2 separate regions of the Homo sapiens genome follow, and region 1 is linked to region 2. Evidence: read pairs that join two places in POLR2A ChIA-PET (ENCODE). Cell type or tissue: Panc1. All regions are shown on one strand. Each heading gives the region's core, and the rest is flanking DNA. Links, peaks and the distances in the headings are about the cores only. Region 1 holds the start of LOC124907757 (a long non-coding RNA gene). Region 2 overlaps PPM1B (protein phosphatase, Mg2+/Mn2+ dependent 1B).

Region 1 (16,476 bases), core at 8,882-11,381, 96 kb after region 2:
ATAACTATATTATGCAGAATGTATTGACTGCTTACTATGCACATGGTGCTAAGCAGTTTTTATACCCATTACCTTATTTAATTCAGGCCATAATCTTATGAAATAGGTAAAATTATCATGCCTAGTTTACAGATAAAGAAACTGGGGTTCAGATAAGTAACTTACCTGAGTTCTTTTTTTTTTTTTTTTTGAGTCAGAGTCTCACTCTGTTGCCCAGGCTGGAGTGCAGTTGCACCATCTCGGCTCACTGCACCCTCTGCTTCCCGGGTTCAAGCAATTCTCCTGCCTCAGCCTCCTGAGTAGCTGGTATTACAGGGGCCCGCCATCACACTTGGCTAACTTTTGTATTTTTAGTAGAGATGGGGTTTCACCATTTGGCCAGGCTAGTCTCGAACTCCTGGCCTCAAGCAATCCACCCGCTTCGGCCTCCCAAAGTGCTGAGATTACAGGCGTGAGCCACCGCGACCAGCCCAGATAAGTAACTTGCCAGAGGTCAAACAGTCAGAATGCAATACTGAACCCAGGACTGGCTGACTCAAGAGTCATGCTCTCAACCACTTTGCTGTGATCAACTCCAGATATAGGAAATGACGTCAAGTTTTTAGAACTACAGGATAACAAAAGCACTGAGATGTGTACAATGACTACTACTAATTGAACTGAAATGTATATCCACTAAAAAAATGGAAAATAGGCCGGGCACGGTGGCTCACGCTTGTAATCCCAGCACTTTGGGAGGCCGAGGCGAGCAGATCACGAGGTCAGGAGATCGAGACCACGGTGAAACCCCGTCTCTACTAAAAATACAAAAAATTAGCCGGGCGTGGTGGTGGGCGCGTGTAGTCCCAGCTACTCGGGAGGCTGAGGCAGGAGAATGGCGTGAACCCGGGAGGGCGGAGCTTGCAGTGAGCCGAGGTCGCGCCACTGCACTCCAGCCTGGGCGACAGAGTGAGACTCTGTCTCAAAAAAAAGGAAAATATAATTTTTAATTAAAAACTGGGGGGAAATACAGAAATATGAAACTGGAAAAAAACCTACCCATTTTTCTATTATCTTAAGCCAATAAATTAATACTTCGGTATATTTTCTTCCTATATGTCTTCTATGTATTTTTGCACACACAACGTTGTCTCCTGCATTGTTTTAACTCACCATTATGACATAACCCTTTCTGCATTAAAAACTCAAAAAAAGGACCAGGCACAGTGGCTCATGCCTGTAATCTCAACACTCTGGGAGGCCAAGGTGGGAGGACTGCTTGAGGCCAGGAGTTCGAGACCAGACTGGAAAGGCAGCTTGAAGTTTTGTAAATACCTATTAGTTTGCATTAGGATTAACTTCAGCTGTGAGTGATAGAAAGCCCCCCCCAAACAGTGAGTTAAAGTTTATTTGTCTCTCAGATAAACACAGGCAATATATGTCTAATATGATAGCATCTTGAGACCATCAGGGACCAAGCTCCTTGAGTTTTGCTGCTTCTCCATCCTCAACACATAGCTTCTACATTATGGCCCCAGTGACTTTTCTTACTCCAATTATCAAGTCCACCATCTATCAGCAAAAAGAAGAAAATGGGGCCAGGAGAGGTGGCTCACGCCTGTAATCCCAGCACCTTGGGAGGCTGAGGCAGGCGGATCACTTGAGGTCAGGAGTTCGTGACCAGCCTGGACAACATGGTGAAACCCTGCGTCTACTAAAAATACAAAAATTAGCTGGGCGTGATGGCATGTGCCTGTAATCCCAGCTACTCGGGAGGCTGAGGCATGAGAATCACTTGAACCGGGAGGCAGAGTTTGCAGCGAGCTGAGATTGAGCCACTGCACTTCAGCCTGGGCAACAGAGTGAGACTCAGTCTCAAATAAACAAACAAACAAACAAATAAATAAATAAACAAATAAATAAGAAAATGGAAGAAGAGCATTCTTCTCTTTAAGGATGCTTCCTGGAATTTCCTTACATTATATTCATACTACATTAGCCAAAAGTAAGACATATGGTCACATGTAACTGTAACCTTTTTATTCCAGGTGGCCATGTACTTGGCTTAAAGTTAAGGATTCTACTACTGTAGAAGAAGGAGAGAACGGATTCTAGAGGACAACTGGCAGTCTCCTTGTAGCTGAGACTTTTTTGTGTATAAAAATTAATAAAATTGGTTTATTAATTTGTTTATAATGCTCAATACCTTACAAGCTCTCTCAAAAATACTATCTCTTGAATTAGAAAGTATATAATCTCTCTATTTTTATCCATTACTCTTCCATCTCCAACATCTAACAAAACACTTAACAAACAACAGAAATGCAGTAACAATTTAAGTTCCTTTTTTACTATAAAGAAAAGAGAATGATCTTTTTTCACTACCTGCTATTGTCTTACACACTGTATTTTGTTCCATACCATTTTCCCTCTATGACTGCATACTATCATTACTTCTGTTCATGTGTAGAAAGGCTTCTCTGACTCACACAATGAGGAAACAGACTCAGAGAAATTTAAAAACTTGCTAAAAGTCACACAGCTAGCGCTTGGCGGAGCTGAGATTGAAATCCAGGACTGTCCAACTCCCAGATCCATCTGTCTTTCCTATAGCACAGTACATCAGAGCTCAGGGCATCCTCGGGAAAAAATGAAAAATTCAGAGAAACAAGTGTTTTTATCTACAAAACTGTTGTCTACCAGTGATTGGAATTATTGATGCTATGAGTTACAATCAATGACTGTCTACTAGAAAAAAGCAAAATTCCCTGAGTTTAAGAAACTCTTAATTTTTTCCTCGTATCAAATTATGTGAAGATACTGAAGATACTAAGATCTGAAAATTGTACATTTATTTATTCACAAATGTACAAATACTTACTAGGAACCACAACATCCGCAGAACTCTGCCAAACTCTGTGGACAGAGATGAAAGAAACAGTCCCCATTTATAAGCATCTAATCTGGTGGTAAAAGAATCATCACCAACAATAACAAATATTGTTATTTTTTGATAATATTGATAAGGGCAATGCAGAAGCTAGTTCCTTAGACAGCCTAGCAGGGTCAGGGAAGGCTTCCCGAGGTGACTCTTTTTTTTTTTTTTAAATGGAGTTTAGCTCTTGTTGCCCAGGCTGGAGTGTAATGGCGCGATCTTGGCTCACCACAACCTCCACCTCCCGGGTTCAAGCGATTCTCCTGCCTCAGCCTCCCGAGTAGCTGGGATTACAGGCATGCGCCACCACATCTGGCTAATTTTTTGTATTTTTAGTAGAGATGGAGTTTCTCCATGTTGGTCAGGCTGGTCTCGAACTCCTGACCTCAGGTGATCCGCCTGCCTCAGCCTCCCAAAGTGCTGGGATTACAGGCATGAGCCACAGTGCCCAGCCTCTCGAGGTGACTCTTAGGGAGGATTTAAACTATTCTAGAAAGGCAGTCCAAAGTCAGCCAGGCAAAGAAGCATGTGTTGTGTGCGGGGCACACAGCACAAAGAAAGGTGTTGGGGACCAGTGATAGCTTTTCCTCACCCATCACAAACTTCATGGCTGAGGCCCCTATAACAAGACAGATTAACAAGAGAAAAGCATACACATTTATTTAATTTAAATTTATGTGACACAGAAGCCTTCAGAAATGAAGACCCAAAGAAAGAGGAAAAATTATATTTTTATGGACAGTGTTGCAGAAATATGATCAGAGGACAGAAGGTATGAGCCAATGGCAATGCACTGTGGGGAGGTAAGCAAGGCCTGTTTGCTTAGAGTCTTCTTGGCATCTCTGTGTGTCTTCCAGAGTAAGGATAGTCTTCTCCTCTGGGTATAGGAAAGGGTCTATCCGCAGAATATCTGGAATGAGGTTTTATGACCTATTTTCAGGGAAGGTCAGCTGGGTTTTATGGCGCACATCAGGCGAGAAGGGGCAGAGGGAATTCTTTCTAGTTTCTATGGCTTGCTTCTGCTGTTTCGTTACATGTCAAGGTGCCATATTTTGGGGAAGCATATTTTCAATCCCATCAAAGGCAAGAAGAAGAGAGAATGTGAGGCACTGAAGAAGTAGCTACTAGCAGCTATTCTGTTTTCATGTTGCCTAAGAATCAATTCAGAGGTGATGCTTGTTAACCAGAAAGATTTCTGGATCCTACCTTCATGGTTTCAGATTCTACAGGCCTCAGACAGGGCCCAGTGATCTGTAATTTTATTTATTTACTTAATGTTTTTGGAGACAGGGCCTTCCTCTCTCACCCAGGCTGGAGTGCAATGGTGCAATCACGGCTCACTCCAGTCTTGACCTCCTGGGCTTAAGTGATCTTCCGCCTCAGCCTCCTGAGTAGCTAGGACCACAGGTGCATGCCACCCCACCTGAGTAATTTTTAAATTTTTTTGTAGGGATGAGGTCTCACTATGTTGCTCAGGTTGGTCTTGAATTCCTGAGCTCAAGAGATCCACCGGCCTCCCCGTCCCAAAGTGCTGGGAGTACAGGCATGAGCCACTGCTCCTGGCCAAATCTGTAATTTTAATAAGTGGCAATTCTTTTGGGGATGGTCCAAAGACTATACTTTGAGAAATACTGAAGCAAAAGAAGGGGGAGAAGACAGGAGTTAAAGTTGGCAAAGCAGGCAAAGGCATGGTCTGTCTAGCTCATGAGTTTAAAGTATACCCTGATGGAAATGATATGGAGGATTTTAAGCAAAACAGTGAGAGTTATGACTAGGTTGATGTTTTAGAAAAATCATTTCAGCTCAAGTTTGCAGGGAAGAAAGGCCAGGAGACTGGAGATCTTAACCAAAGGAGGGGGATGAAGATGGAGACATGAGAATGATTTTGAAAGATATTTTGAGAGGCTGGGCGCGGTGGCTCACGCTTGTAATCCCAACAGTTTGGGAGGCTGAGGCGGGCGGATCACCTGAGGTGGGGAGTTCAAGACCAGCCTGACCAACATGGAGAAACCCTGTCTCTACTAAAAACACAAAATTAGCTGGGCATGGTGGCGGCGCGTGCCTACAATCCCAGCTACTCGGGAGGCTGAGGCAGGAGAATCGCTTGAACACGGGAGGTGGAGATGGAGGCTGTGGTGAGCCGAGTTTGTGCCATTGCACTTCAGCCTGGGCAACAAGAGCAAAACTCCATCTCAAAAAAATAAATAATAAAAAAGAAAGAAAGAAAGATATTTTGGAGGTAGAATATCCTGGATTTGTTCAATACGTACTTGAATATGGCAGTGGTGGAAGGGACTGAGTAGGACTTTAAGATACTTTCTGAATTACTGCAAAACGGGAAAAGGGGTGAATAGATTAGTCTAAAAGTAGAAGAACAATTGTAGGGTACTTGAGGCTGAGGATCCAGTAAAAATATTGCTGGCAAATCTTAAAATCTTTTTTTAACTGAAAAAAGAAAAAGAAAACCACATTTGATTTTGTTCCTAAACTTACCAGGTCCAGTCACCATTGAATGCCATGACAGTTTCCTAAAATCAGGCTTTTTTTTTTTTTTTTTTTGTGAGATGGAGTCTCGCTCTGTTGCTCAGGCTGGAGTGCAGTGGCCCGGTCTCGGCTCACTGCAGCCTCCACTTCCCGGTTTCTAGCGATTCTCCTGCCTCAGCCTCCTGGGTAGCTGGGATTACAGGCACACGCCACCAAGCCCAGCTAATTTTTGTGTATTAGTAGAGACGGGGTTTCACCATGTTAGCCAGGCTGGTCTCAAACTCCTGACCTTAGGTTATCTGCCCACCTGGGCCTCCCACAGTGCTAGGATTACAGGCGTGAGCCACCACACCTGGCCAGGCATTCTAACCTCAGGTTAAACACTGGTCCCTGGCCAGGTGCAGTGGCTTACACCTGTAATCCCAGCACTTTGGGAGGTCGACGCGGGCAGATCACCTGAGGTCAGGAGCTCTAGACCAGCCTGACCAACATGGCCAAACCCCATCTCTACTAAAAATACAAAAATTAGCCAGGTGTGATGGCACACACCTGTAATTCCAGCTATTTGGGGGGCTGAGGCAGAAGAATCGCTTGAACCTGGGAGTTGGAGGTTGCAGTGAGCTGAGATTGCACCACTGCACTCCAGGCTGGGTGACAGAGTGAGACCCTGTATCAAAAAAAAAAAAAAAAAAAAAAAAAAAAGACAAAAAGCAAACACACACACACAAACCCACTGATCCCAAGCAAAATATTCTGTTTCAGGGATTGTCTGATCACTCCCTCACTCGCTCTATCACTGCAGGTTTCCTCAAAAGGGATAATTTTTCCTTTGCTACCCATGGGGGAAGGAAGAAGAAATGAATTATCTGTCCCAAGAAGGCTCTCACACTCCTTCCAGAACTATGTGAGTGCATTGCCAATCCTTTACAGAATCAGTCTACCAGTTTATAACATGTGGACATTAAAAATATTTAAATTATTTGCATTAGTGGCTTATGCATAAAAGTACATGGATGAAATCCACTTATAATAGATGTGCATCAAAAAGATGTGAATTAAGGAGCTTCTTGGAAATAAATGATATTGCATCTAGAGGCTGGTAGGACTGTTTTCACATGATTACCTAAGAAAAAAACATTAGAATTTGCAAGCCAGGCTTTAATGCCCTGCCAGGATCACAGCTTCAGCAGCAAACAGGAACAGGGTGAAAGCATGGTTATGGAGTAATAACTGGCACTAAGAATAAAACAGACTCATAAATGGAGGAGGGTCTCAATTATACCTTTATGAGTCAAACCAGTCATTCTGGTTTGCCCATTATGTAGCAATAGTACCCTGGTCAGGCTAGCACTCACAGATCTTTAACATTGATCTTAGCAACTGAGTATTGTCTCAGGTTCTTATTTATTGAGAGAAATCAATAGCCATTTGCTCATCCTCAAGAACATTTCATTTGTATTTTTTGATAGAAAATTCTTGAAAATCTGGCTTGCATACCACCTCCTCCTATAATCTCGAACTCTTAGAAGCAGAAATTGCAAAGACTTGATTCTTGCCATCAAGGAGCTCATCATCTGGGGGGATAAAACAAGTTAGGTACACAAAGTACCAGGTAATTTGTGATATCTGATTCCAGAATGATAAAAAACTAAGTCCTGTAAAAGTAGAGAGGAAAAAAGGATCACTCTGGGGTGATCAGGAAGGATTTCATGGAAGATTAAAACTGGGTCTTGAATTGTACAATCTCTGCTTATTTTTATATATATATATATATATAATTTATATATATATAAATATACATATTTATATATTATATTATATAATATATATTATGTTATATATTATAATTATATATTATATTATATTATATAAATTATATATATATAAAATAAGCAGAGATTGTACTATATATATATATATATATATATATATATATATATTTATTTATTTATTTTAACAGGGTCTGGCTCTGTCACCAGGCTGGAGTGCAGTGGCATGATCTTGGCTCACTGTAACCTTCACCTCCTGGACTCAAGTGATTCTCCCGCCTCAGCCTCCTGGGCAGCTGGGATTACAGGCATGTGCCACCACACCTGGCTAATTTTTGTATTTTTTGTAGAGAATGGAGTTTCGCCATGTTGCCCATGCTGGTCTCAAGTGATCAGCTGACCTCAGCTTCCCAAAGTGCTGGGATTACAGGCGTGAGCCACCACACTGTGCTTAAATTTGTTTTTTTGTTTGTTTGTTTTTTGAGACAGAGTCTTGCTCTGTCGCCCAGGCTGGAGTGCACTGGTGCAATCTCAGCTCACTGTAGCCTCTGCCTCTTGGGTTCAAGTGATTTTCTTTCCTCAGGCTCCCCAGTAGCTGGGATTACAAGCTCCCACCACCACACCTGGCTAATTTTTGTATTTTTAGTAGAGACAGGGTTTCACCATGTTGGCCAGGCTGGTCTCGAACTCCTGGCCTCAAGTGATGCCCCTGCCTTGACCTTCCAAAGCGCTGGGATTACAGGTGTGAGCCACCACATCTGGCCATCTGCTTGAATCTCATTCACATATCTATGTGTATTAGTTTTCTACTGCTATATAACAAATCGCCACATGCTTAGCAGCTCAAAGCAACATTTACATATTAGCTCATAGTTCTGAGGGTCAGAAGTCTGGAGGGGCTCAACCGGGCTCTCTGCTTAGAGTCTCACAAGGCTGAAATCAAAGTGTTGGCCAGACTGGGCTCTTATGTGGAAGCTTTCAGAAAGAATCTTCCAACTCCATTCAGGTTGTTGGTAGCATCTAGTTCCTTGCAACTGAGGTTTTGTTTCCTTGGTGGCTGCCACTCAGAGGCCACTTGCTGCTTCTAAAGGCCATCCACATTCTTTTTCATGTGGTCTGCTCTATCTTCAAAGTCAGGAATAGCCCAATAAGTTCTTCTCATGCCTTGTCGATCTCTCCGACATCATCTTTTGCTCTCAGCCAGAGATAACTCACTGCCTCCATATCTTAAAGTCAACTAACTTGGGACTGTAATTATCCCTGCAAAATTGCTTCATAGCATTGCCTAGATTTGTGTTTGGTTGAAGAGCCAGGGGATAGGAATCTTAGTGGCTACTTTTAAAATTCTGCCTACTACATAGATTCTATGAATCTATCTTAAGGTGCTTGTCAATGTTTATCAATTAAATAACAATTATTTATTGGCCTTTTACTAAGTACATCACATCAGTCACACTTATACTAAATGGAATCTTCTTTTTTTTTTTTTTTTTGAGATGGAGTCTCGCCCTGTCACCCAGGCTAGAGTGCAGTGGTATGATCTTCGCTCACTGCAACCTCCGCCTCCCGGGTTCAAGCGATTCTCCTGCCCCAGCCTCCCAAGTAGCTGGGATTATAGGTGCGCGCCTCCATGCCTGACTAATTTTTGTATTTTTAGTAGAGACAGGGTTTCATCATGTTGGTCAGACTGGTCTCGAACTCCTGGCCTTGTGATCGGTCCTCCTCTGTCTCCCAAAATGCTGGGATTACAGGCGTGAGCCACCTTGCCCGGCCAGAATCTTATTTTTCATCTGAAAATTGTTTCAGGTGCTTCAAACCTGAAATCTATCCCAGGCTAAAAAATTTTTTTAAGTCAAACTTTTTTTTCTTCTTTTCTTTTCATTTCTTTCTTTCTTTCTTCTTTCCTCCTTCCTTCCTTTCTTTTTTTTTTTTTTTTTTTTTTTTTTATGGAGTCTCGCTCTGTTGCCCAGGCTGGAGTGCAGTGGTGTGATCTTAGCTCACTGCAACCTCCGCCTCCCGAGTTCAAGCTATTCTCCTGCCTCAGCCTCCTGAGTAGCTGGGACTACAGGCACGTGCCACCCTGTCTGGCTAGTTTTTGTTATTTTAGTAGAGACAGAGTTACACCATGTTGCCCAGGCTGGTCTGGAATGCCTGACTTCAAGTAATCTGCCCACCTTGGCCTCCCAAAGTGCTGGGATAACAGGCATGAGCCACCATGCCCAGCAAACATTTTCAATAAATGATTAAATATAACATATTTAAACTGATGTTTCATAATGTTTCAATGAAGACAGTAACAGAATGTCATCGGTCTGTTTTTAAGCTACACATACTACTTTTTGCCTCATCTTCACCTAGGGAATAGAAGGTTAACTCCTGTTCTCCGACCCTCATCTCATTCATGGAAAATCTCCATCATAATGAGTCACTGTTATCAACTTCTGCATTCATGATGATGATCTCCCCTCTGCCCTGCATATGTTTTGTTCTCATCTGCTTCTGAAACTCTGATACATGTAATGACTTCCCATTCATGTTAGGCCATTCTGGTGTTACCATAAAGGAATACTGAGACTGGATAATTAATAAAGAAAAGCGGTTTAATTGGCTCACAATTCTGCAGGCTGTACAAGCATGGCACCAACATCTGCTTGGCTTCTGGTGACGGTCTCAGGAAGATTCTGATCATGGCGGAAGGTGAAGGGGAGAAGTGATGTCTCACATGGTGAGAGTGGTAGCAACAGAGAGTTGAGGGGGATGGTGCCACACACTTTTTAAACAACCAGGTATCTCATTAACTCAGAGTAAGAACTCACTTATCACCAAAAGGATGGTGCTAAACCATTCATGAGGGATCCGCCCCTGTGATCCGATCACCTCCCACCAGGCCCCACCTCCAATATTGGGGATCACATCTCAACATGAGATTTGAAGGGGGGACAAACATCCAATCTATATCCCCATCCGTTATACCTATCAACATTTTACCCATAGCTCAGGCTTTGCACTAATCTTCCTTTCACCATGCCTTCTGACCTACATTTTTTCCTGAACAACCCCTTTAGCAATCAGTAATATTACTGAGTTACATCACTTGTATTTCGGTCTTAATTGTGTGTGTATGTATATAAATATATCTATTTATGACAGTGTTTTTTAAAACTATTACCCCAAAATATTTAGTGTAGGAAAGGCATTGAAAAATATTTATGTTTTTAAATTGCTCTGATTAGAAAAATCTGACAGCTTCCCATGACTTCCTGCTGTGAATACTATCTCATTATCAGATTCATGGAATTAAAAAAAAAGGAACCAGGGTTTTAACTAATGAACAATATATAATCACCTGGTTGTTGCTCATATATGGATGGGCTTGTATCTGAAGCTTTTAAGAAGGGTATTTCTGGTCAGGTATTTATATTACCAAGCAAATAATAATAAAACATTCTGGAGCAGAGAGGCATTTTTATTAGTGACTTAACTTAGATTTTCTGTGGCTATCCATTTTATCCATTTTCTTTCTCTCAGCTTTTGTGAGTAAGACAATAGCTGCTCACCAAGATCTTCCTCGTCCATAGAAATAGAGTTATGACTGGAAGCAGTTGCGCAACCTGGAACTAACTTTCCCAGCAGCTCTTGCAGCTGTCTGTGGCCATGTGATTAATTTTTGCCAACAAAATATAAGGAGAAATATGGTGTACCAGTCCCTAGCGTAGCCCTTTAAGAAAGTGTCCACACCTTCCTTCCCCACCCCACTTCCTTTAACTGGACCAAAGAGACATCAAGACCTTAGGAAAGCTGAATCTCAGATGGAGGAGCTCGCAGTCCTGATTTTCCATGCGGAAGACCGTTGCAGCTGACTTGGAATATTCACCCTGCTTTATGTGTGATAATCTTCTATTGGGTTTGAACCACTGTACTTTAGAGTCCATTGGCTTCAGCAATGTAGTCTCTCATAACTAGTAAAGTTCATTTTTGTATTCTTGCAAGCATCCCATAGATATGTAGTGTAGCTACCACAGCATACACTTATTTAGAAGCCATCCAAAGGGGCTAAAATCTAAGTGATCACTGAGGAAGATACTCCCCAGCTCTGACTCTGAGGAATAGCTGTTTTCATCTCTGTGAGAAAAAATTATTAGAAGAAACTATTTTTAGTAATTGAAAGCAGAAATTCTAGTTAGCAATTGCCCTGAGACAATGTGGTTTGGGTTTATCAGTTTGTGACTTACAGTCAAGAAGACTTGCCATCTTGCCCGTCTCTGCCTCATCAGAGAAAGTAGAAACTAAATTCTGTTCTACCTAAGGCCAAAACAAGGCTACTCACCCACGTGGATCTCCTCTCATTTTGAATTCTCTCAGGTGTTCTGTCTTCCAGGAAGTGTTTCCTGACCACCACCTCTCCCCACTAATGGCTGGATGAGAGAGAAGGAACATCTGTTCCTTCTCTAAGTACCTCTAAGATTCTTTGTAGATCCCTATCATTGGTTTTACTGCACAACCCCTCAGCCTCATGGCCAACCCTACACCCATTTGTGAGCTCAGGGACACTGTTTTGTTTTTTGTTTTTTTGTTTGTTTGTTTCAGACAGAGTTTCGCTCTTGTTGCCTAGGCAACAGAGTGTAATGGCACGACCTCGGCTCACTGCAACCTCTGCCTCCTGGATTCAAGTGATTCTCCTGTCTCAGCCTCCTGAGTAGCTGAGATTACAGGTGCCTGCCACGATCCCCGGCTAATTTTTGGTATTTTTAGTAGAGACAGGGTTTCACCATGTTGGCCAGGCTGGTCTCAAACTCCTGAGCTTAGGTGATCCGCCCACCTCAGCCTCCCAAAGTGCTGGGATTACAGGTGAGAGCCACCGTGCCCGGCCAGGGACACTGTTTTATTCACCTTTTGGTCCCTCTGCCTACGACAGTGCCTGGCATACAGCAGACGGTTTATAAATGATGGTGGAATGAATGGATGAACCTAAAGACCTCATGAAATTGTCAGAGGCGTTTGAACCAGAGCAACTGCATCTTGAATAGGGGCTGAGTGAAACGAGGCTGAGACCAATTGGCTGCGTTCCCAGATGGTTAAAGCATTCTAAGTCACAGGACTTAGTCAGCACAAGATACAGGTCATAAAGACCTTGCTGATAGGCCGGGCGTGGTGGCTCACGCCTGTAATCTTAGCACTTTGGGAGGCCGAGGTGGGTGGACCACCTGAGGCCAGGAGTTTGAGACCAGCCTGACCAACATGATGAAACCCCATCTCTACTAAAAATACAAAAAGTTAACAGGGCTTGGTGGCCGGTGCCTGTAATCCCAGCTAGTCAGGAGGCTGAGGCAGGAGAATGGCTTGAACCCTGGAGGCAGAGGTTGCAGTGAGCCGAGATTGCGCCACTGCACTCCAGCCTGGGCAACAAGAGGGAGACTCCTCCTCAACAACAACAAAAAGGCCTTGCTGATAAAACTGGTTACAGTAAAGAAGCTGGCTAAAACCCACCAAAACCAAGATGGCCACAGAGTAACCTCTGGTCGTCTTCACTGCTACACTCCTACCAGTGCCATTACGGTTTACAAATGCCATGGCTACATCAGGAAATTACCTTGTATTGTCTGAAAAGGGGAGGCATAAATAATCCACCCCTTGTTTAGCATATAATCAAGAAATAACCGTAAAAATGGGCAACCAGCAGCCCTCTGCCTTTGGAGTAGCCATTCTTTTATTCCTCTACTTTCTTAATAAACTTGCTTTCAATTTACTCTGTGGACTCGCCCTGAATTCTTTCTTCAGCGAGATCCAAGGACCCTCTCCTGGGGTCTGTACCTGGACCCCTTTCCTGTAACAAAATGGTATTTTTCTGTTTATTCTCATAGGACACAACTTCCATAATACTCGTTGCTGCCATCATTTCCAAGCCTCCTCAGAATCTTTTTTTCTTATTCCCATTACCATGCCTCATTTTCTTGTGGTTGAGACTTACATTGCCTTTACTTAGATCAGCAAGACCTATTTGCTCTCTTAAGATATTTCTTTCCGGGCCAGGTGCGGTGGCTCACGCCTGTAATCTCAGCACTTTGGGAGGCTGAAGCGGGCGGATCACGAGGTCAGGAGTCCGAGACCAGCCTGGCCAACATGGTGAAACCCCGTCTCTACTAAAAATACAAAAATTAGCTGGGCATGGTGGCGCGTGCCTGTAATCCCAGCTACTCAGGAGGCTGAGGCGGAGAACTGCTTCAACAAGGACCAGGGAGGCAGAGGTTGCGATGAGCCGAGATCACGCCACTGCACTCTAGCCTGGGCAACAAGAGTGAAACTCTGTCTCAAAAAAAAAAAAAAAAAAGAGAGAGAGAGATTTCTTTCCAAAAGTCCTTCTTGATTATTAATTTTTAATATTCTCAATGCTTTACTGCATTGGACACAGTGTGTCAAGAGATAGGGCTGAGGAATGGAGAGACTCCTGGATCAGAAGTCAGGAAAACTTGGGCCTCTTTTTGTCTTTAAAGACTTCAGTAAAATGCCACAAAAAAGGCCACTGTATAACAATAGTGTGGATTAGAAAAGAATAAGCTATAGAACCATTCTTCAGACAAAATGCTGCTTACAAATAACACTGCATTCTAAAACAGATCAAAGCCGAGCTTGATATGTGGCCTCTGAGAAGCAAAATTTGAAAACCACAAGCCTAGATCATCTCAAAGGTCCCTTTCACCTGTACAAGCCTGTGGTTGTATGTAAATTAATTGCCCTGAATTTAAAAAAAATCTGTAAATGATGTGATCTTTGGTACATTCAAATTTGTCTACAAAGGAATGGTACTATGTGTTAGCTGTGATTCTAGTAAAAATTATCTTCTGTTGACATAACATTTTACAGGGTCATTTACAGAGGCAGTGTGGTATTGTGGTTACTAGCATGGACTTTGGAATAAGACACAAACTGATTCAATCTTGACACTTCCACAAACTGGCTGTGTGACTTGAGAAAGTTACTGAGTCTCAGCCTCAGTTTCCTCCCTGTAAATGAGGAAGAGAATGCCTGCATTACTGACTGTTGGGAGGATGACATGGGATATTGTACACCGAGCATTCAGCATGATGTCTGCATGTGCCAAATCTTCTGTAAAGATTAACTATCATGGCCTGGTGCAGTGGTTCATGCCTGTAATCCCAGCACTTTGGGAGGCCAAGGTGGGAGGATCACTTGAGCTCAGAAGTTGGAGACCAGAGTCTCTCTCTCTCTCTCTCTCTCTCTCTCAGTCTCTCTCTCTATATATATAATTTTTTTTTTTGAGACAGAGTCTTACTCTGTCACCCAGGCTGGAGTGCAGTGGCATTTGGCTCACCACAGACTCCGCCTCCCGGGTTCAAACGATTCTCGTGCCTCAGCCTCCCAAGTACCCGGGCTCACAGGTTCATACCACCATGCCCGGCTAATTTTTGTACTTTTAGTAGAGACTGGGTTTCACCATGTTGACCAGGCTGGTCTCAAACTCCTGACCTCAAGTGATCTACCCACCTCAGCCTCCCAAAGCTCTGGGATTACAGGCGTGAGCCACTGCGCCCGGCCTATTTTTTTAAAAGTGAAAAAAAGGTTAGCTATAATGAATTTCACAATCATTATTTCATGTAATCCTCACAAGTGTTGCTATTGTTATTTACAGGAAATATTGAACCTCAAAGAAATGAAACGACTTATCAAAGTTTAGCCAGTGAGGGCAGACCGATGTTCTTTCCACTGCCCCATGCAGCATTTAAGTGAGAGAAAGAATGATGGTGCACTCAGGGAGGGGAAAATGAAAGGGGAGGGTCCAGGTTGGGAGGCAATGGGGCAAAACCTGAAGACCACACAGGGATGACCCCAGACAAGGTAAGCGTGGGGAGGAGGATTGCGGAAGCCAATTTTACTGACTTGTAATAGTGTGTGAGACTGAAACACTGTCCAAACATGGTACAAGCCAGGATGTCATGGTGACCTCTCCACCCACACGATTCCCCGTTCCACAGCAGAGACAGGGCTTCTCCTGCATTGCCAGCTCAGGCTTCCGCACATAGAAGATGCTCATTGAACATTTGCTAAGTAGTCAGGGTAACGAGGCTTCTCTTTTTATTTTCTCCCCTCTCACAATTTGGAAGACTTTCCCTTGTCCTTAAAATCATGAGGAATAAAGGACTTTGCTTCTTCCTTCCTCAAAACAAAGGGAAGAATCATCCCTGAAGATTCAATTTGGTACAAAGTAACTGATCGATCCTGACAGTTACTCCATTTAGTGTACTTTAAACAGCAGCTCTGGCCTCCTCTCCTCCCTCCTCCGCTTCATCCCAACACTGAAGTCATGGTGCCTAATTTAGGCCACCGTCATAATTTCTACCCACAGCAAGTTGATATCATCCCCAGCAAACACAGCCTCAGAGTACTCTGAAACAAAGAGTCAGAGACCCAGGAAAGAAAATCAAGGAGTATATTCATTCCTCCCTCTATTTCCTGCCCAGGCACTTGCTTATTGTCCTAATGTATTGCAGAGCCTGCTCTTTCACAAGAATATCTGTGGTTCAGAAGCACAATGCAATGACACAGACTGAAATCTCCTTATTTCTACAGTATGTTTCAGTCTATATCTTCAAAATACAAGAGGACATGCAGATGTTGGTCTCGTTCCCTTTAGTAGATTATTCCATGTATTGGAGTTGTTATCATGTAGAGAAAATTACAAAACAAAGAACAAGAAGGATTCAATAATCACAGAACGGCCTGTCCTCATTACTTGTGTGAACCCCCCACTGTATCACAGGGACAGCATGTTAAATCAATAGAGACTCGAGCTGTTAATTTCCAGAAAGGAAGAGATGATTGAACTATAAAATAGTCTACGTCACTTCTCTGCCCATAGGGAACAGAAGTCCTTTTATTTTCGGGTCTTTTTACAATTAGGTAAGTTCCAGGAAGATTACGAACCACATGACAACATTTCTAAGGTTTTTTGTTTGTTTGTTTGTTTTTGGCATAGGGGTGCAATGCTTTGTTGACACAAAGCTATAGTTCTTGTATAGAAGGGATTTTAGTGTAAGGTGGTAAGAGGAATAGGTGTTTATATAGGTGCACATCGGTGAAGGGTGTTGAGGGTAGGGGGCTGGGGAGATAGAAACACACATAGAAGTTAGAAACAAGTAGACCTCATGCCTTGTGTTACTTTTTATTTCATGTGCTCTCCCGCTCAGGGCTTTGCCTCTGCACTGACGGCTGATGGGAGGGGATGCCACTTGTACTTCTTCTTCTTCTTTTTTTCTTTGATACAGGGTCTCACTCTGTTGCCCAGGCAGAGTG
Region 2 (16,476 bases), core at 1,928-4,427:
GCGCACCTGTAATACCAGCTACTCAGGAGGCTGAGGCAGGAGAATCACTTGAACCCGGGAGGTGGAGGTTGCAGTGAGCTGAGATTGCACCACTGTACTCCAGCCTGGGCAACAGAGTGAGACTGTCTCCAAAAAAAAAAAAAAAAAAAGCATAAAGCCAGGCACTGTGACTCATGGCTATAATCCCAGCACTTCGGGAGGCCTCGGTGAGCAGACTATTTTAGCCCAAGAGTTCCAGACCAGCCTGGGCATCATGGCAAAACCTTGTCTCTTCAAAAAACACAAAAATTAACTGGGCTTAGTGGCACACACCTGTAGTCCCAGGTCCCAGCTACTCGGGAGGCTAAGGTGGAAGGATCGCTTAAGCCTGGGAAGTGGAGATTGCAGTGAGCCGTGATGACACCACTGCACTCTAGCCTGGGCAACAGAGCAAGACTCTCTCTCAAAAAAAAAAAAAGCATATCATATATACTACTCTAGTACCATGAGATTATGTGCAATCAATTAAAAATACGTTCTCATTACTTTTTCTAAAGGTATATTACTTTAACTGAGTTTCTAAGAGCAGGAGCAGATGAAACTGTTCTTGGAATAACGATTTTTTTCAAACTTTCTTTTTCTGTTCACTCTAAAAAACAAAGTCAGTGGAGGTGGTAGGCTATTTTGTCTGATAGTGTTTGCCAAATTTGCCAACTCAAGTGAAAGAAACCAAGACCACACCCTTTCTAGTCTTTTCAGTTATTATGACTAGAATCTAGGCAGGCATGGCTCGGTTCAGACTTATGCCTTTCAGAACCTACATGACACAGCCCAAAAGACAGGTGGCCTTGAATAACTTCTGCCTTCACCTCCTAATTCAATGGGAGTAAAGTTTGAAGGCAGTGAAGGTTGGGTCTTCAGAAGACTTCAAAATAAATTAACTTGTCACAGATTGTTGTGCTTTGGAACAAGGAACCAACTTGAGTATTTCATTAGATTCCCGGTTATCTGGAAAAACCATTTCCAAATTGGCCAAATTAATTCATTCCTTAATGAAACCCACCAAAACTTTTATATTAGAAATACTGTATGTGTTTGGTTATATGAATATACTTGTATAAATGTCATAAGGGCAGTTCAAGCAAAAATTTTTAATTAAAAATAATTTTAAAGTACACCATGGATATTCAAGAATCAAACAGCTGGGCATGGTGGCTGCCTGTAATCCCCGCAGTTTGGGAGGCTGAGGCAGGAGGATCATTTAAGGCCAGGAGTTTGAGACTAGCCCGGGCAACACAGTGAGACACCCTTTCTAAAACACAACAACAAAAAAAGAATCAAGCATAATTACACTTTATAAAGCAATTTTATGCATAAACGGAATTAACACCTTACACTTTTAGAAATCTAATTTCTTTTAACCCTTTTGAGTTTTTGGTAACAACAACATGAGCATTGTGGAACATTTCCTTATCTAATTTCCATTCGATTTTTGTAAGTTATAAAATATAAATACTTTTGGAAAATTAATTGAAAGAGAGTTCCAATAAATTTATGGTTCTCCAAAGACATTTAAGGGAAATAATTTATATTTACATCTCAGGCATGTGTGATTTCAGTGATGTTGCTTCTTAGCCACCTTGCCTGGCTTGCTTCTATTTCTATGTAAAGATGGCTTTCCCCTAAACACCAAGTATGAATATGTTTCAGTAGCTGTTATACAGCAACAGAAAAGGTCCTTTCCTTTGTGCCATTGTTTTTTAGAGACAAAACATCCTTGTATAATCAGTATAAAGTTTTCACTAAGTCCATAAATAAAACATTTTTTTTTCTAAATCCAGTTTGGATAACTAAAGAAATTAGCTCTGCATATAAAAATTGATTATTACATGTTCTTTTTACTTTTTACAACAGCACAGCAGTTAACACTCTTAATAATCATAGTACCAGATCAAAGACGCCAGTGCCCCTGCCATAAATAAGGGCATCTAAACTTAAACAGAAAACAATCTGATACAGTTTTTTGTTTGTTTTTGTTTTTTTGACACGGAGTCTCACTCTGTCGCCCAGGCTGGAGTGCAATGGCGCGATCTCAGCTCACTGCAACCTCTGCATCCCAGGTTCAAGCAATTCTCCTGAGTTTAGAACTAAACAATTATTGAGGGGGTTACATTTTCTATGTTATATAAATTAATATAGAATGATGTTGCCTTTGGAAAATGATAATTTCCCTCAATTTTATCCAACTATGAGGTACTATCTCATGTTTTAAAATAAATAGGCTTCTGGTAGATGGTATATAAATGAAATTTTGGAAAATCAAATAATGTTTTAAAAGAACAATTTAAAAGAATACCGACTTTTATAATTTAAGAAAAACAAAACAGGTGACAAAGTAACAAACATAGCATGATCTTTTTCTATAAAATACAAAAAAAGAAAAAATCCTATTTTACGTTTATACATTTCTATCAATAATCACAGAGAACCATTTGGAAAGATATACAGCAAACCATGAGCAGTGGTTCCCTAAGTGAGATGAGACTGGAAAGCAGAAACATCAAGGGGAATCACTTTACTTCAAACATCTCTGTATTTGTTACAAAAAAAATTTAGTCTTAATGTTTCCCTTGGGGAAAAATTTCTCAGACCATGAAAACCGAAACAGACAGACACTTACACACACACACACACACACACACACCCACACCCACACCCACACCCACTCTTCTTTATTTTATCAGGCCCTTCTGGGAAATATTGTTAACAAAAATACTAAACTTGAGTCAGAAAACTAGTCTCAGCCTCAATACTCACCAAGTATATGACTTATGGATATCTTTTAATATCAAACAACCTCCATTTCCTTACTTGCAAATTAAAAAAACTTTTTATTTTGTTCACCTCAGAAAGTTACTATGAGGATTAATAAGTATGTATCATTTACAAGTTATGAAAAGCTATGCACGTGGCAGTTACATATTTTAAGCAACCCGAAATTAGTTGGCAGTAAACACCATAAATGCCAGCATTGCAAATAAAATGGGAGGGTTGCTTTCTTAGCTCCCATTCTCCCCTCGAGTTAAATACCTAATTTAAATAGGATAATACCTGACCACAGTCATACAACACTTACAGATTAATATTAACTGGCAACCCTGAAAAATGCTTATCTTTTTTTTTTTTTTTTTTTTTTTTTTGAGACGGAGTCTCGCTCTGTCACCCAGACTGGAGTGCAGTGGCGTGATCTCGGCTCACTGCAAGCTCTGCCTCCCGGGTTCAAGTCATTCTCCTGCCTCAGCCTCCTGAGTAGCTGGGACTACAAGCGCCCACCACAACGCCCGGCCGATTTTTTCTATTTTTTAATAGAGACGGGGTTTCACTGCGTTAGCCAGGATGGTCTCGATCTCCTGACCTCGTCATCTTAACTACCTCATATGGTTGTGAAAATTACATGAGTTAAAATATGTAAAGTATTTAGAATAGTGTTTGGCTTACAGAAAGCAATAATTTACTAATACTACCACGATTATGATTATGATAACCTCCCAAGATTTAATGAGTTAAGATAAAAGTGCTTATAAATTATGAAAGTATGACAAGTGATGGAGGTGTTAGAAAAAACTAGGACTTCATTTAAATCTCTTATCAGGGAAACATCTACTTATTAATGTTTCCTCTCCTCTTACAGCAGGTAACTACTGTGCAATCGCTAAGTGCTTTCCATGAATTTTTAACTTACAATTTTTCTGAGTAAATTCAAAGTAATTATATTTGATCTTATTGCTAACCCTTGCTTTTACAATACAAATAAATGGAAAGACAAAATTACGAAGTTAAACAGAAATGAAGGTTTCCATAAGTAACTTTCAAAGGTTCAAAAATAATTTTAAGTCTGTTTTGTTTCAATTCAAACCTCCAAACTGATTTCAATTTGAATGCAGCTCCATTAGAAGGAACTATGATGGTCAGCTTCCATTAACATTGAATGAATCATGGGCCCCAACTTCTTGTCTGTTATTATCATTCCTCATTTCTGAGATTCTAGGATGCCATCTAGAATCTTTTAACACCATCAACATGAACATTTAATCACTCTAAATTGATAAAAGCTAGCAAGTGAAGATATACCACCAGAAATATTTAAACCTCATTCAGAAGGGTCGAGTCAAAATTCTCAAAAACTAGCATCCTTTCAATGGATAAGTGAGTTAATCTACTAACACAAACTTCTTTCCTTAGTCCAAATTACAGACCTAATAGATTTTTTGGCTATTCCCTCACAACCTCATTCTTTCAATAAAATACTACGCAGCCAAGAAAAATGATACAGATCAATACTTATAGGCATGGAGATCTCTCTACAATATATTGTTGGAAAAGGCAGGCTGTAGAATAACAAGTATAATCATCTCGGTTTTATAAAAATACACACACTCACAGGCAGGCAGAAAAGACTGGAACAATATACACCACAACAATGAAAGTAGCTGACTTAGGGTGGATGGCAAAATTTTGGGTGTTTCTCTATATTTTCTTCATCATCTGGATTTTTTTTCCAATAGTAAGTATATACCTTTTTTTTATAATTGGGGAAAATGCTGTTTTCATTAGCTAGTCAGGCAACAAACATATGCCTATGCTTGTCTCAAAAATCTACAGGTCAGAATTGCTTCATTTAGAGTTCAAAGACAAATACATAATTTTAGACCCACTTACTATTTGATCACTGACAACCATCAATACTTCTTTACTTAACTCATCCAGAAGTAAAAAGATACAGTGTGTTAAAAATAAAAATCAGAGGAGCTAGAGGTACCATCATTAAAATCCTTTCAGAAAAAGGCTGTCCACTGACAAGAACGGCCTTTAAATCTTCTGTTTTTAAAACTGCCTCTTTCCATTCTATTAAAAAGAAATCGGTATTTAACCAAAATCTGGGCATTTCCAGAGACCCAGAGATCCTTTCTGAAAAACTTTCTGGTTATGCCCATACCTTCCACAGTACATTTTGGAGTAGGGAGATACAGTGGTTCTAATCTAGACAGAATAAATAAGTCAAACCCTTTATTTATTTCATGTAACTAAAGGTCAGTTTTACCTTGGTATCTTTTCAGTCAAATACTTACACACTCCAGACACTGGCCAGATAACTCAAATTTTAATTGAATTATATATAGATGCTGTCAAAAACCCACTTGAAACAACTGAGTATTTTAAAGATATTCAAAGGATTGCCAATTATCTATTACTCTGGACTTTTTTTCTATTACTGTATCAAGCAATGATTCATACAAAATTACAAATCTAAATAAACTTTAGTGTTCCACAGGAATTTTTCACAAGATTATGTTTTATAGAAGCCTTTGGTTTTTAATCAGAAATAATAAAAACATCTATATGAAAAGAATTTTATCTTCTACAAAAGATACTATCCAAGTCATGTATTACTTAGAGAGCCACATGTAAATCCTTTTTAGATTGTATTGCCAGATAAGAGCTGCTTTTAGAAGACAATGAGAAATATACAACCCATATTTTTATTTCAGTTTTTGTCTTCACTGCTAGGAGGCTCAGGACTAAATTTTATACAGGCTAGGCATCTAGTACATCTTCCAATATTTCACATGGCTCTTGATCTTTTAGTAATATCTAGTACAGAATTCTACTATATACATATTTTATCAAGCTGCTTCATAATCAGGCATAAGATGGTTACTGCCAATGTCAAGAAAAAGTCACTCTGTGTAAATGCTTTTGCTACAGCAACAAGCTATGAAGTACTTAAATGACAACAAATGCCTCAAATTTATCAAGCTTAATTTTCAAATTAGAAGGCTGGGACAAACAAGGATGGCAAAGAAAACAATGGTTTCATTTCTGGTAAAGTACTTCAAAATATACAGCTTCTGTGAAAATATTAAAAGTTTTAAAATTTTAAGTTAGCTTAACTTTACCTACCGTAACTTTTCAAAATTAACATGTTATTTTAATGACAAAAAAGTTTACATACCTTGTGTAAACAAGTGTCCACTACCCAATTGCACACATTTTCCAGGTCATCAGATACCTCAAGCCTAGATTTAACATATTCACAGAGCTCCTCATTACTCATAACATCCCAGATCCCATCACAAGCCAAGATGATAAATTCATCCTCTTCTGCTCTTAAAATTTCATAAACCTCAGGCTCTGGAGAAACAAGTTGTTCTGTTGGGCCCTTGCCATCAACACACTTGTAATCATAGTCCCCCAGAGCACGAGATACTGCTAATGAACCATTAACACGTTGTATCATCACGCTGCCTCCTGCATTTTGGATTCGCTCCTTTTCCCTTGGATTGCAAGGTTTGTGATCCTGGGTAGAAAAGCAGACTTGTCCATTCCTATACAGAACAGCACGTGAATCACCACAGTTGATAAAGTAGATATGCTTAGGTGAAATCATAACTCCCACTGCAGTTGAACCACTCCTGTCCATCCCGTTTCTGAGGTCTGAAAAGTTACGCATGTATTCATCAATTTTCAAAAATCCAGTTCTGATACCATTCTTAACATTTTCCACTGAAAGCTCAAGAGCAGATCCTGATTTTCCAGCTGCCCTAAAGTCTTCGTTAGTAGTGATGTGTTCTAATAAATGTGTTGAGCAGTAATTTGCCACTCGGGATCCAGCATGACCATCATAAACTGCAAAAAATGACCAGTCTTCCAAGCCGTGAGGAATACCTACAACAGCTGTGTGTGCATCTTCCATTTCCACTCTCCATCCTTGCATGCTGCTCAGGCCATAACGTAAACCATTCCCAGCACCATGAGCATTATGTTTTTCAGTTTTGGGTTTATCCAAAAATGCACCCATGTTTAGCAATAAATCTGAAATAAAAAATGCAGGTGTTAAATGTTTAAATTTGACAGAAAATGTATGTACAATATTCCCTCTATAGTCTAGTAACTCCTACCTCAAGTATTTTTTTTAGTATTATCCTAATTTACGGGAGCAACAACAAAAGCCCAAGAAATTTCCTCCCCTACATCCTACAGAACAGTGGTTTCTCAGCCCTAGCGCGTAAGAATAATCAGACCAATTAAATCAGAATCCCTAGGGATGGGACACAGATATCATCTTTTAAAAGCCTCTCTGGTGACTTGTATGTGCAGCCACGTTGAGACCACTGTTCTAGGAGAAAGGAAAAAACAAGAAATAAAACTTCATTAATAATTTCATTCTGATTTAATTTACAAGGTGAGTCTAGGGTTCGACATGTAAGTTTACAGAAGACTGGACAATGAGAATATTCAAAACAGTGAGTCATCTTGTTCAATAAATCAAGGTAGGAAGGTATACTAATATACTTTAGAAGACTTTCAAAAGCAAGTATTGAAATCAAGATTTCTCCTCCCAGTGAACCTAAAGACAACCCCAAAATTCAATTAAAACATAAAAATCTCCATTCTACACACATTTGGTTTTATCACTTTTACTATATATCTATAAAACTGAAAACCTTATCATTACTTTGATTCTGTTAAAAACATACCTTTAACATGGTGCTAAAAAATGGACTTCACTTTGCTGAACTTAAAATCCATGAAGTAGCTACCCAGTGTTGACTGACAAAGACTTAAAATCCTTAGAATTGGAAAGTACTACTATGCATCACCCTCTCCCCGCCTACCCAACTTTACTATTTTATAGAATAAAGCTTTCCCAATTTCAAATGACTTAGATTAGACTTAGAGTAATGGTTCCCAAAAGTATGCAAAAGAATTCTCTGGTATGTTTTCTACATACAATGCTAACCCTACACTCTAACTAGGTGACCTTGGGCAAATTTCTTAGTCACCTGTACCTATACCTCATAGGGCTGCTGTGAAGAATGAGTCAATGTAAAGTGCTTAAAACAGCACTTAAAACACAATAAACACCATAAAATGTTTGCTGTTATATCTGCTCAAAATGCAGACTCCATAGCCCTATTCCCACACCTAAGGATTTTTTTCAATAGATCTTAGATGGAATCATCAAAAAAGCATGCTGGTGATTTAAAGTTTTGAGAGACACTGGTCTAGATCAATTTACCTCCATTTGGGTCTACGTATCTTTGTGAGATTTTTTCCAGGTATGATCATTATTGAACTTTACAATAAAATTACATATCGCCATTTAAAAAAATCTGATGAACCACTCGATATATATATGTAAATATTTATAAGTTACATACCAGTTTTATAATTTTCCTGGGTTATATGTGATACTGTATTAATAAATTACAAATGTATTTATAGAAAAAGAGTCCTGAAAGGATAAGATTAAAATCATGTAAAAATTATTTTTCATTCTATCAGTAGAATGTCATATTTTGTACTGAGAGCAATGTAACAGAATATGCTTGATTACTTTTGAACATGCTGGTTTAATTCTCTGTGATACAATGATTTTAAAGCCTAGTTCTAAGTACATTTTTATATGCTTGCTTGTATAGGCTATTTCATCTGAAAGGCAACTTTAAAAGATACTTAAATGCAAATGAAACAGAATTGTTGGCTGTATTTACTAAATCACTTTTCTTTCTTTTTTGGGGGGTGAGGGGATACAGTCTCACTCTGTTGAATGGTGCCATCTCACTGTAACCTCTGCCTCCCAGGTTCACAAGCCATTCTCCTGCTTCAGCCACCCAAGTAGCTGGGACTACAGGCACGTGCCACCATACCTGGCTCAATTTTTTTTTTTTTTATTTTTATTTTTTTTTTTTTTGAGATCTACAGGCACGTGCCACCACACCCGGCTCTTTTTTTTTTTTGAGATGGAATCTCGCTTTATCGCCCAGGCTGGAGTGCAACGGCACAATCTCGGCTCACTGCAACCTCCGCCTCCCAGGTTCACACCACTCTCCTGCCTCAGCCTCCCGGGTAGCTGGGGTTACAGGCACGCGCCACCATACCCAGCTAATTTTTTGTATTTTTAGTAGAGATGGGGTTTCACTATGTTGGCCAGATTGGTCTTGAACTCCTGACCTTGTGATCTGCCCACCTCGGCCTCCCAAAGTGCTAGGATCACAGGCATGAGCCACCACGCCCGGCCATGACCATTTCTTCCTAGTAGCCATATATGGGATACTTGTGATTGTAATGAAATTTTCAACTGCAAAATACGTAGTGAAAAAACTGCTTAAACTAATTCATTCTCCCTTTATTCCCTAGTAATTACAAATGCCAGACACTACCTGCACTTTTACCAGCCCTATGACCAAAAGTAAGAATCTTCAACAGTCTTAAGAGCATGATGGGGCAGACTGCACATAGGTCTGGTCCGAAACCAAGCCCCTGCAGAGACAACCAGGGAAGTAATCTGAGAGAGTTAATGGCCCTCGTACCTCTTATTATTTCGTTTCATTTTTGTAACAGAGGCACATTATGTTACGCTTTTATCTTATTTGAGGGACCAAGGAACAAGCAAATACTTCTGTAGTGCCTGTTCTGTGGTAGGCTCTGTCTTAAATGCTTCACAAACATTAACTTATTTAAATTCTACTCTTTAGAAAAACAAATATCAAAAAAGCAAACAATTATCAGGGAAACCTTTAATAAAAAATCTTCAGGCTGGGTGCGGTGGCTCATGCCTGTAATCCCAACACTTTGGGAGGCTGAGGCGGGCGGATCACTTGAGGCAAAGAGTTTGAGACCAGCCTGGTCAACATGGTGAAACCTCGTCTCTATTAAAAATACAAAAATTGGCCGGGCATGGTGGTGGGTGCCTGTGATCCCAGCTACTCGGGGGGCTGAGACAGGAGAATTGCTTGAACCTGGGAGGCAGAGGTTGTGGTGAGCCGGGATCGTGCCACTGTACTCTAGCCTGGGCAACAGAGCAAGACTCCGTCTCAAAAACAAACAAACAAAAAATCATAAAACTTCAAGAAAAGACGACCAAATACTTCAAAATTCTCCTCCTTACTGCACTTGGCACACTTTTTTAGAGGGGGCACATGGACATTGGCAAGCGTGGCTTAAGAACAGCACAATCTGTCAATCCCATCTGCTTCCTATCAAAGAAAATGCGGTGGTGTTAGGGATGCTTCAGGCTCATGGATAAAATTTTTCCCAAAGGTTTCTGAAGGCTAGTAAGTTGCTCTTTCGACTAGAAAAGTAACATAAATAGCGATAACAATGCCTCATTTTTTAATGAGTTCTATATGTCAGGCACTACACTAAGATACTGATATACACTATATCATTTAATTCTAATAACAACTTAGTAAGGTTAGCACTATTTATATTCTCATTTTACCTTGAGAAAACTGGGATACCTAGGGTATCCAGACAACACAACTAAGTGGCTAATCAGAAATCGAACCTATTAAGACTAGCCTAAATCTTGCATTCTCAAACTCTGGGCTTCAGTGGCTAATGTATCGCAAGCTTTTTTCTTCCTTTTAAAAAATAAATAATAGTTATATAAATGTTCAGGGGCTCAAAAGGCAACTCAATGTCATATCCCTGACTGGATACTGACACAGATAAACAGAATTACTAGAAAAACTGGTGAAATCCAAAGACTAGAGTTTAGTTAACAGAAGAGTAATGTTAGTTTTTTTTAGTTTTTGATAAACGCACTACAGTAAATGCAAAAAGTTAACATTAGTGGCCAAGTGTGGTAGCTCATGCCTGTAATCTCAACACTTTGGGAGGCCAAGGTAGGAGAATCACTTGGGCCCAGGAGTTCGAGATCAGCCTGGACAACATAATGAGACTCCATTTCTACAAAAAATTAAAAATTAGCCAGACATGGTGGCGCACGGCTGTAGCCTGGGTTACTCAGGAGGCTGGGGTGGGAGATCTCCTGAGCCTGGGAGGTTGAGGCTGCAGTGAGCCCTGATTATACCACTGCACTCCAGTGGTATGACAGGTGACACAGCAAGACCCTGTCTCAAAAAAAAAGTTAACGTTAGTGGAAACTGGGTAGGGGGTAGATGGGGAAGACTCTGTACTACCTTTGCAAACTTTTCTGTAAATCTGAAATTATTTCAACATTAAAAGTTTATTTAAAAAATGAAAACTAAAAGGTAAGCCTCAGTTAAGTCATTCCAAGTACAGTGTAGTACAAGCAAGGTAGACTGGCTATGGAAAATCTCTCCACCTGTGATTTTGCCAAACATGCTAAGGTGGCTTAGAAATGTATCCTAAAAATACCAAGATTATATAATAATTGGAAATTCCGATCCAGTGATTCTATTTCTGAGATGTTATAACCACTCTTGGTCTATGACAGATCATTTTCTTTTTTAATGGATAAACAATCTGAGCAACAAAATAACGTAATATTGGATTATAACCCATAGTACAAACATTCATGAGTCTTTGCTGATAAAAATAAAGGACTGAATACGTAAATGAATGGGGATACCAGACAAACCTTTAATGCAGAAGAATGCCAGACAGTTTATGTAGATCTTCCACCTTCAAATAGGTCAAGCACAACTTCCCACCCCATAAGGGTGGATTGGGCAGTTATTTTCTTTTCAAAAAGTACAAAATGAAAACGAGGGAGAGAATAACTCTACAGTGGAGAAATCTGACAAACACTACCTCAGCCAGGTAATCAAACTTGACATCAACGGTTTATATTCTTGGCATAATCTAATGAGAAAGGCACTTTACCTCAGTGGTCTTCCTCCAAAACAAAATCCATAATAACCCCAGTCTAATCATAAGAAAAGCATTAGAGAAACTCCAATAGAAGGATATCCTACAAAATATCTGACCAGTACTCCTCAAAATTTTCAAGGCGATAAAAAACAAGGAAAGCCTGAGAAACTGCCACAGCCAACAGGGGCCTAAGGAGACATGATGACTAAATGTAACGTGGTACATCCTTAATGGGATCTTGGATAGAAAAAGGACATTAGGTTAAAACTAAGAAAATGCAAATAAAGAATGGGCTTTATGGGCTTTAGTTAACAATGTATCAGTATTGGCTCATTAATTGTAAGGGTTCAAGTGGACAGTTCTCACTTGGGTTTTCTCATATTACTGCATACAAATACTGGCTGGGGAGAAGGTCACCTGAAAGCTCACTTAACATGATAGGCAGCTGATGAGGGATGCTGGCTAGGAATTTAGCTGAGACTGTCCCAAGGAGTATCTTCTGTATGTGGCCTCTCCAGTTTGAGGATTTCAACACGGTCAGGCTTCTTACATGTCACCTGGTTTCCCAGGCAGAGCTACATGGTATTTTCTGACCCACCCTCAGAAGTCACTTCTGCTGCATTATTGGTTACAAGAAAGTCACTAAGTCTTGTTCAGATTGAAGACAAAGGAACGTAGACCCCACCACTCAAAGGAGAAGATTACTAAATAGGTTGCAGACATGTATTTTTTATTTTTAGAGACAGGATCTTGCTCTGTCACCCATGTTGGAGTGCAGTGGTACAATCATAGCCCACTGCAGCCTTGAACTCCTGGCGTCCAGCAATCCTCCCACATCAAAAGTGCTGGAATTACAGGTGTGAGCCACCACACCTGGCCTGTTTGGTAGTTTTAATACATGTCTGGGCTGGGCATGGTGGCTCATGCCTGGAATCCAAGCACTTTGGGACGCCTAGCTGGGAGGATCACTGGAGGCCAGGAGTTCAAGACCGCCTGGGCAACATAGCAAGACCCTATCTCTACCAAAAAAAATTGGGGAAAAATATTAGCCTAGCATGGTGGCGTATGCCTGCAGCACCAGCTACTTGGGAGGCTGAGGCAGGAGGATCACTTGAGCCCAAGAGATTGAGGCTGTAGTGAACTATGATCATGCCACTATACTCTAGCCTGAGCGACACAGTGAGTCCCTGTCTCTTGAAAAAAAAAAAAAGAAAGAAAGAAAAGGCCAGGTGGGGTGGCTCACGCCTGTAATCCCAGCACTTTGGGAGGCCGAGACGGGCAGATCACCTGAGGTCAGGAGTTTGAGATCAGCCTGGCCAATATGGTGAAACCCTGTCTCTACTAAAAATACAAAAATTAGCCCTGGTGTGGTGGCAAGCGCCTGTCATCCCAGCTACTTAGGAGGCTGAAGCAGGAAGATCACTTGAACCTGAGAGGTGGAGGCTGCAGTGATTGCGCCACCGCACTCCAGCCTGGGTGACAGAGTAAGATTCCGTCTCAAAAAAAAAAAAAAAAAAGCAAAAGACTGGAGGTCTATCTTGCAAAGAGTGAACTATAGAGACTCTGGGTTTAGAGACAGCAGATTTAGCTGAGGACCAGAGCAAGAAGCCTTACAGAAAACCAGTGATATAAACTATAAATTTGCATAATGAATGCTGATATGCTCAGCCTGCTCAGCCTTCTTCTTTTTTTTGAGATGGAGTCTTCCTCTGTCGCCCAGGCTGGAGTGCAGTAGCGCGATCTCGGCTCACTGCAAGCTCCGCCTCCCAGGTTCACACCATTCTCCTGCCTCAGCCTCCCAAGTAGCTGGGACTACAGGCGCCCGCCACCACGCCTGGCTAATTTTTTCTATTTTTAGTAGAGACGGGGTTTCACCGTGTTAGCTAGGAAGGTCTCGATCTCCTGACATCGTGATCCGCCCGCCTCGGCCTCCCAAAGTGCTGGGATTACAGGCATGAGCCAACACGCCCGGCCTGCTCAGCCTTCTTTACCAACTCCCAGAAATCAAGGAAACCACAAGCAGGCAACAGCTCTATTGCTCTCTGAGGAAATTCACTAGTCCCAGAGAAAGTACCCACAGATTACTTACACACAGGAATACTCCATAAAATGCTTGGTCTCCACAATCATCCCACAGCGAGGCCTATCAAATGACATCCCTGTCAAGGCTGTCAGGGTTACACTTAAATATGAGGAGCTATCCAAAGATTACCAGATACTGAAAGGAAACATACAACATGAAAAGCAAAATAAATCAAACAAAGAAAAAGGAATCAGAAGGAAAAAACCATGCAAGGACTAGGGAAAAAAAAATCCTTAAGAGAAATAAAAAAGTATTCTATTCATGAACCAAAAAGATATTAAAAACAAACAAACAAACAAACAAATAAACAAAACCAGGCTGGGTGATGCAGTAGTTCATGCCTGCAACCCCAGGGCTTTGGGAGTTCAAGGTAGGAGGATTGCTTGAGGCCAGTAGCTCGAGACCAGCCTGGACAACAAAGTGAGACTCTGTCTCTATAAAAAAAAATTTTTTATGCTGGGCACAGTGGCTCACGCCTGTAATCCCAGCACTGTGGGAGGCCGAGGCGGGTGGATCACCTTACGTCAGGAGTTCGAGACCAGCCTGGCCAACACGGTAAAACCCCATCTCTACTAAAATTACAAAAATTAGCCGGGCATGGTGGCACGTGCCTGTAATCCCAGCTACTGGGGGGCTGAAGCAGCAGGATCACTTGAACCTGAGAGACAGAGGTTACAGTGAGCTGAGATCGTAGCACTGCACTCCAGCCTGGGCAATGGAGCGAGACTCTGTCTCTCAAAAAAAAAAAAAAAAAAAAGAAAAAAAATTTTAATTAGCTGGGTACAGTAGCAAGCACATGTAGTCCTAGCTACTAGGGAAGCTACAGCGGGAGGACTGCCTTAGCCCAGGAGTTCAAGACTGTAGTGATGGGCCACTGTACTTCAGCCTGGGTAACAGAGTGACAACATGTCTCTAAAAAAATTTTTTTCAAAATAAAAAAATTCAGAGGAAAGAAAAGTGCTTTTTGAAATTAAAATGGCATACAAATGGCCAATAGATATGTGAAAAAATGCTCAACCTCACTAATCATCAGGGAAATGCAAATTAAAGGCACAATGACATATCATCTCACACCTGTCAGAATGGCTATTAGGAAAAGATAACAGGTATTGGTAAGGATATGGAGAAAAGTGAACCTTTGTACACTGATGGTGGTTATGTAAATTATTACAGTAATTCTGGACAACTATCTATTCCTCAAAAAACTAAAACCAGAATTACCATATGATCCAGCAATCCCACTTCTGGGTATATAACCCTAAGGAACTGAATTCAGTATGTGGAAGAAGTATCGGCACTCCCATGTTCACTGTGGCATTATTTACCAAAACCAAGTTATGCAATCAACCTAAGTGTCCATCAATGAATGAATGGATAAAGAAAATGTGGTGTATATATACACAATGGAATACTGTTCAGCCTTAAAAAAAGAAGGAAATTCTGTCATTTACAACAACATGGATGAACCTGGAGGATATTATGCTAAGTAAAAGAAGCCAGGAATAGAAAGACAAATATTGTATATTCTCACTTGCATGTGACATCTAAAACAATCAAACTCATAGAAGCAGAGAGTAGAATGGTAGTTACCAGAGGCTGGGAGGGTGGTGCAAAATGGGGAGATGTTGGTCAAAGGATAGAAAGTTGTGGTTAGACAGGTGAAATAAATAATAATTATGTAAGGTGATAGATATGTTCATTAGCTTGATTCAATCATTTTACACTGCATACATATGTTATAACATCATTTTATACCTAATACATATGTAAGATTATAATGTCAAGTTAAAGAAAACATTTTAAAAATAAAAATGACAGGCCAGGCACAGTGACTCACACCTGTAATCCCAGTACTTTGGGAGGCCGAGGCAGGCAAATCACCTGAGGTCAGGAGTTTGAGACCACCCTGGCCAACATGGCGAAACCCCATCTCTACTGAAAATACAAAAATTAGCCGGGCATGGTTTGTGGGCTGTAATCCCAGCTACTCGGGAGGCTGAGACAGGAAAATCGCTTGAATCCAGGAGATGGAGGTTGCAGTGAGCCGAGATCGTGCCACTGCACTCCAGCCTGGGCGACAGAGCGAAACTCCATCTCAATACAATACAATACAATACAATACAATACAATACAATACAATACCATAACATAACATAACATAACATAAAATAAAAATAATTAAAATGACAGAAAATTGTCAATAAAAGTTTAGAAAATCAAACTGAAAAAAAAAAAATCAAAAGTAAAATCCCCCAGACCCCTCCCCTTCACAAAAACCAAACAGACTCAAAGTAGTAAAGAATAAAACTAAGAAAGCTGCAGGATCAGTCCTGAAACTAACAGCTATTAGAGAAAGAACAAGAAAAGGAAAGAGAACTAAACACCCTAAGTGTCAGGACTGAAAGTAGAACCAACCACACACACATACAGAGACACAAAAAGCAACTGAAATTTCAAAACACTGGTGATAAAGATAAAACCTAACATTTCCCAGAGGGAAAAAAGGGGAAAAAATAAGTCACACATAAAGAATTAGGAACCCAAACAGCATGAGAAATCTCCAGAGTGATATTTGGTAGAATAAAAATGCATATAATTTCCTGGAGAATTGTTGGTTATAGAGTATCCACCCAGAGAAATTTTCACATATATACAAGCAGAAGCATACAATAATGCTGATACAATGTAAATCTCTACAGAATTTAAAAGTATAGACTACATTAACTTGTATCACCATGAGTAAATCAAAACAAAGTAGCTGGAAAATGATA

Evidence for each region. ChIA-PET counts read pairs that join two places held together with the same protein. Peaks named below come from ENCODE experiments on the same cell type or tissue, not always from the same donor. Only the 100,000 strongest peaks of a DNase experiment are listed, where the experiment ranks them.
Region 1: POLR2A ChIA-PET joins it to region 2 with 23 read pairs; 4 of 35 experiments call an interaction of 5 or more read pairs at or near these places.

The regions. Positions count from the first base shown.
Region 1 is chr2:44,102,485-44,118,960 of GRCh38, reverse strand. It overlaps LOC124907757 (a long non-coding RNA gene), which reads right to left and starts at 11,624. Exons shown (of 2, transcript XR_007086300.1): 1 at 11,495-11,624; 2 at 10,616-11,289. RefSeq lists an enhancer at 11,620-11,669. In Panc1, for the core only: no CTCF peak of the experiment used is centred there; no DNase peak of the experiment used is centred there.
Region 2 is chr2:44,191,562-44,208,037 of GRCh38, reverse strand. It overlaps PPM1B (protein phosphatase, Mg2+/Mn2+ dependent 1B), which reads right to left. Exons shown (of 6, transcript NM_002706.6): 2 at 5,993-6,852. The coding sequence starts at 6,838. Among named protein-coding and RNA genes, the nearest start is that of PPM1B, 31 kb to the right of the region's middle. In Panc1, for the core only: no CTCF peak of the experiment used is centred there; no DNase peak of the experiment used is centred there.